Linked DNA regions of Homo sapiens: region 1 is linked to region 2. A link is an interaction called in ENCODE POLR2A ChIA-PET data of the cell type or tissue named here. Cell type or tissue: Panc1. All regions are shown on one strand. Links, peaks and the distances in the headings refer to the core of each region. The heading gives the core; the rest is flanking DNA.

What was found. Peaks named below come from ENCODE experiments on the same cell type or tissue, not always from the same donor. Only the 100,000 strongest peaks of a DNase experiment are listed, where the experiment ranks them.
Region 1: POLR2A ChIA-PET joins it to region 2 with 15 read pairs; 3 of 35 experiments call an interaction of 5 or more read pairs at or near these places.

The regions. Positions count from the first base shown.
Region 1 is chr3:114,445,737-114,448,658 of GRCh38, reverse strand. The region is part of intron 7 of ZBTB20 (zinc finger and BTB domain containing 20); the gene reads left to right. Among named protein-coding and RNA genes, the nearest start is that of ZBTB20-AS5, 6.4 kb to the left of the region's middle. In Panc1, for the core only: no CTCF peak of the experiment used is centred there; no DNase peak of the experiment used is centred there.
Region 2 is chr3:114,102,820-114,105,741 of GRCh38, reverse strand. It overlaps the pseudogene H2BP3. Among named protein-coding and RNA genes, the nearest start is that of QTRT2, 48 kb to the right of the region's middle. In Panc1, for the core only: no CTCF peak of the experiment used is centred there; DNase peaks (open chromatin) are centred at 930 and 1,111.

The DNA.
Region 1 (2,922 bases), core at 334-2,833, 340 kb before region 2:
GCTTTGTTCCGAATCTGTTACTGTGTTAGAAGTTTTTTTCTTTCCCAATCTAGAAAGAGTATGGCCATCTTTTCCTATATGTGATATCTATACATCTTCAGTATTCTGAAGAAGAGATTTTTTAACCTGCAATCTCTTGGAAAGCTTTCAAACAAGTGGGAGAAGTAATCTTTACTTTGCTTCTCCTTGATCCATCTGTTTGCCCTCACTGTACCACCCGTCACCACCAGCAACCCTGAAAAAAACAACAGTAATAAATATGATACGATAATTTTTCTGATCACAGAACCAGGAAATACCAGAGAAAATTGTGGCATATGTAGGAAAATGCCAAGAGCTTCTCCAGTAAGATCAGCTGTTTTTATACTTTTTTTTTTTCCTCTTGAATTTTGTTTGTGACTTTTTTGGCTTGCTGAAGCACATCCCCATAATCTTACGAAGCCACAGCAAATTCCCAATGCCACAACAATACTGTGCAGCCGGGGAGAGGCCAGAAGAGCTGATCCTGGGTGGCTGCAGGCTTCCCCAGCAATGGTGCAAGGCAGGAGGAGTAAGTAGGCTACTCTTCTTTTCCCTTCTTACCTAGGCTGCCCAACCTGCCAGCTAGAGATTTTCTTTCTGTAGCTTTCTCTTCAACTGTCTGAGACATTTCCTTCAACAACCAATGACTTTCTACTTCCAAGGGATGGTTCATATAGCAAAACATCCATTTTTATTTTATATTGCAACATGGAAAGCTTTGAAATTGGAGGGGCAAAGGAAAGGGGCTCAGGGTATCCGAGAAATATCCCAAATGGCATTAGGCTCAAAGCTGTTTTTCATGGTTGCTCAGGTCTATAACTTTCCTGTTCCCTCCAGAGCCTCTAAGTGGTTGAAAGTAGTGAATGGGATAACTATAGGGTACACACTATGATCTAACTGATTCAGTAGATGGAGCTCTTCTCCTTAAGTCTGTATTTAAATTAACGTCCCACTCTAGTTTGTGGGGCTCTCTCTTTTAAGGTGTGTCATACTACACACATAAAATTGAGGCCTGCATAGCTAGAGAAGAGATTTCCTGGCGCTTTTCAAGAGACATGAAGCATTTGTTCTGAAATGCAAACAGTGCAGGGGAGCACTAGGGTGGGGTGGGAAGGGAAATGGAGTTTACCTATCTAAATTTCTCTCTGTGTTTGTTGATATTCTTAAGTGTGAAATTAAATCCTAGCAGTTATTGTGGAATACACTTATTCATTAGCTAATTTGTAAATGTAGAAAAATATATTGCACATGCAGGATTTTGGTGATATTCATTGCAAATCTTCCAAGCTATCTGAACTGTGCAGATCTCCTTTCATTTAATTCTACAAAAGCATCTTAATACTGTAATGCAGTTGTTTCATCTAATTAGTCTAGAGTACCTGAATAAAATGTTACAAGTTCTGAATTGTGACAGCACAGTGGAGGGCAAAGTAGTGTGTTAGTAAGGTGCCTTTGTGGAAGCCAAAATATTTTCAGCAATAACTGAAAATAGATTTCCAGTATCTGTTTTAATGGGGGAAGAGCTACTTGTTTATTTCTTTTTAAATTAATTGAAATGAATAATTGCCACAGAATTTTTGTCAGTGTTACATTGTTTTCAGTACCAATAGAATAAGTTTGATCATGTCTCTTCCTGGTACCAAGTGGAGAAATATATGTACACTGTATGTAATAAATTATCTTCCTTAGTGGAATGTCTTCTCACAGATTGGAGATATTACTGAATATCTCTTGTTAAATCTTGATAAGATCATTTGGCCAAAGTAGAACTGGTCTTGGCTTTAGTACCAAAAGAAATAGCATTTTTAAAAGACTTGGATTTCCTTTGCATACCACGTGTCTGAGTTTGATACAGTCCAGGAAAATAGAGAGGATGAGATGAAATTATTCCTAAGCAGCCGCCGTAGGCCAAACACTGAAACAGTGCCAACCTGGACCAATCAGGCCGGCTTCTCAGAAGATACATGCTTTTGTCAAACACTTACATGAAGAAAGAGAGAGAGGAAGTTCGTGAAACTGTATTTGTATGAATATTCTTCACTGATTTCAATAAAGTCCAGGGTAATAAATTCGATGATTTTTATTCTTTTGTAAAGCAGAAAATCTGAGTTTTTCTGGGCAGCTAAGGTTCTCTAAATGTTGTACTGTGACATCTTTTAAACAAAACTATCCTTTCGAATTTAAGCAGTGCAAAACTTCTCACAAAGAGCAAAGAGTAAAATTGATGGAAACTCAGAATCAATTCCAAACCCATTTCTGGCATGATGAGAATAACATTTGTGCTGTGTTTAAAGTAGTTTAAAACAAGAAAATGATAAAATGATCAATATACTTAAAGCCAAAAATAACCAGGAGAGAACAATCTGTAATCCATTCTCAGTCTGAAACCCCACACTACTTATTTATTGAACATGAAAATAAACAACTATATATTTTATAAGGTGGCCCTGCAAACCTTATAACATATAAACAGTAATGATGAGATGCCAGGCTTTCAACCCTTTATTTAAGCTATGTGTTTAGAATTTAGTCAGGCAAAAACTCCTGGACTTAAACTATTATACATTTATTTGTTTCTACATACCATGACCATAAAAAGAACAAACGTTAAGGAATATATAGATTGTCGCAGTGAACTACATTGCCACCTTACAGTTTATGTACTCTGTTTGTTTTAAAAAGAAAAAAAGGTTTTAACTACAGCAAAAGAATATTTTAAGTTAGAAAGTCAGTTAATTGATCAATATAGAACAGATTTAATATTTCTTTAAAAATACCTTGACTCCTGACTAATTTATTAAATTCAACACATACATAAATGTAAACCATATATATTTTATACTTATTGCTTTAATGGATTGCTTTAAAAGACTAACTTGACACTAATAAATTTTGAACCTG
Region 2 (2,922 bases), core at 157-2,656:
TTAGAGTAGGCATTAATATAATCTGACTGGTGTTCTTATAAAAAGGGGAAGTTTGCAGACAGACACACATGCACACACAGAGACAGAGAAAGAGAGAAGAGAGAGAATGCCACAAGAAGATGAGGGCAGAGATCAGTGTGAAATGTGCATGGTGGTGCGTGCCTGTAGTCCCAGCTACTAGGGAGGCTGAGGCAGGAGAATGGCGTGAACCCAGGAGGCAGAGGTTGCAGTGAGCCAAGATCGTGCCACTGCACTCCAGCCTGGTGACAGAGGGAGACTCTGTCTCAAAAAAAAAAAAAAAAAAAAAAATCATATTAGTGTCCTAAAAACCTTTTATCCTATATTTTTACTGTACCTTTTAAAATGCTACACCTGTTTAGGGCACTTACTATGAATGGAGTTTGCAGGACTGGAAGTTGCTGTTAGTCAATGAGTGAATGATAAATGAATATGAAGGCCTAGGACACTACTGTATACTACTGTAGACTGTAGGCTGTGGACTTTATAAACACTGCACATTTAGGCTACACTAAATTTACAAAAACATTTTTATGTTTATGTCTTCAATGATAAGTTAACCTTAGCTTACTGATACTTTTTAACACATTGGACAGCTGGACAAAAATATTTTCTTTCTTTATATACTTATTCTATAAGCTTTTTTCTATTTAAATTTTTTTTAGTTTAGTTATTACTTGTTAAATCTTTTTTGTTAAAAACTAAGACACAAACACATACATTAGCCTTGGCCTACACAGGGTCAGGATCATCCATATCACTGTCTTTCCCCTCCACAGCTTGTCCCACTGGAAGGTCTTCAGGGGCAATTACATGCATGGAGCTGTCATCTCATGTGATAACAGTGCCTTCTTCTGAAATACCTCCTGAAGGACTTGCCTGAGGCTGTTTTACAGTTAACACTTTTTTTATCAGTCAAATTAGCACACTCTAAAATAACAAAAAGTATAGTACAGTCAATACATAAATCAGTAACATAGTCATTTATAATCGTTATCAAGTATTATGTACTGTTCATATTGCATGTGCTATACTTTTATATGACTAGCAGTGCAGTAGGTTTGTTTACACTAGCATCACCACAAACACATGAGTAATGAGTAATGTGTTGTACTAGAATGTTATGATAGCTATGACATAACTAGGCAATAGGAATTTTTCAGCTCCATTATAATCTTATGAGACCACTGCCATATACGCAGTCTGTCATTGACTGAAACATTGTTATGCAGTGCATGCGTGTACTAAAACTCTGCTGTTGTAGTGCAAAAGCAGCCATAGACAATATGTAAAAGAATGAAAGTAGCTGTGTTCTGGCCAGATGTAGAGGCTCATGTCTGTAATCTCAGCACTTTGGAAGGCCGAGGTGGGCGGATCACCTGAAGTTGGGAGTTCGAGATCAGCCCAGCCAACATTGTGAAACCCCGTCTCCATTAAAAATACGAAAATTATCCAGGTGTGGTGGCACACACCTGTAATTCCAGCTACTCGGGAGGCTGAGGCACGAGAATCACTTGAACTGGGAAGGCAGAGGTTGCAGTGAGCCGAGATCATGCCATTGCACTCTAGCCTGGGCAACAGAAAGAAACTCTGTCTCAAAAAAAAAAAAAAAAAAAAAAAGTATGTAACTGTGTTCCAATAAAACTTTATTTACCAAAACAGGCAGAGGGCTGGATTTGGGCTGGGGTGCATAGTTTGCCCGCCTCTGCCTAGGAAGATAGTCAAGGCCATTTTTCCCAACCTCCTCTAACAAGTCAGGGAGTCACACTCTAGTCCCTGGCTCTGGTTCCCTATCTGTCATAGAATACATTTTGTCTTCTTTAAGGGATATGAAGTGTCAGATGCCACTGCCTGCTCCCAGACCCAGAGCCCAGGAGATCTGTGGCTGCAGCCCCATGCGCTACTTTGCATTTGTTTATTGAAGTCCTAATATGTACTAGGCATTGTGCTGGGTCCCAGAGACATAATAATGAATGATGCAAATATGGTCCTAATCTCACGAAACTTACAGTTTGGTAGTAAAGACAAACATTAAATTAATTCCCGTTTTCTCGAGCTGCTGTTAGTTCACCTCGACCTGTAGTGCGCCCTCGACATGCCAGAGCCAACAAAGTCCGCTCCTGATCCCAATTAGGGCTCCAAGAGGTGGGTGACTACGGCGCAGAAGAAGGACGGCAAGAAACCAAGCGCAGCCGCAAGGCGAGCTACTCCGTGTACTTGCACAAGGTGCTGAAGCAGGTCCACTCTGACACCGGCATCTCCTCTAAGGCCATGGGGATCATGAACTCCTTCGTCAACGACATCTTTGAGCACGTCGCGGGCGAGGCTTCCCGCCTGGCGCATTACAACAAGCGCTCGACCATCACCTCCAGGGAGATCCAGACGGCCGAGCGCCTGCTGCTGCCCGAGGAGGTGGCCAAGCACGCCGTGTCCGAGGGCACCAAGGCCATCACCAAGTATACCAGCGCTAAGTAAACTTGCCAAGGCGGGACTTTCTCTGGAATTTCCTGATCTGACAAAAAAAAGCTTCTTACCAAAAGAAGCACAATGGCCTTCTGTTACCCCATTATCTACTGCAGAGACTGAAGAATGCAACCACACCTGGATGGACTCTTCCACAAGATAAAGCTGGCCTCTTGGTCTCATTCAGATTCCAAAGAGAATCATTTACAAGTTAATTTCTGTCTCTCTGGTCCATTCCTTCTCCCTAATAATCATTTACTGTTCCTCAAAGAATTGTCTACATTACCCATCTCCTCTTTTGCCTCTGAGAAAGGATATATAATCTTCTGTAACCCACTGAGGGGTTGGGGTAATCATTCTGTGGTCCCCAGCCCTGTATATTAATAAATTTGTATGCCTTTTCTCTTAAAAAAAAAAAAAAGACAAACATTAAATAAATAT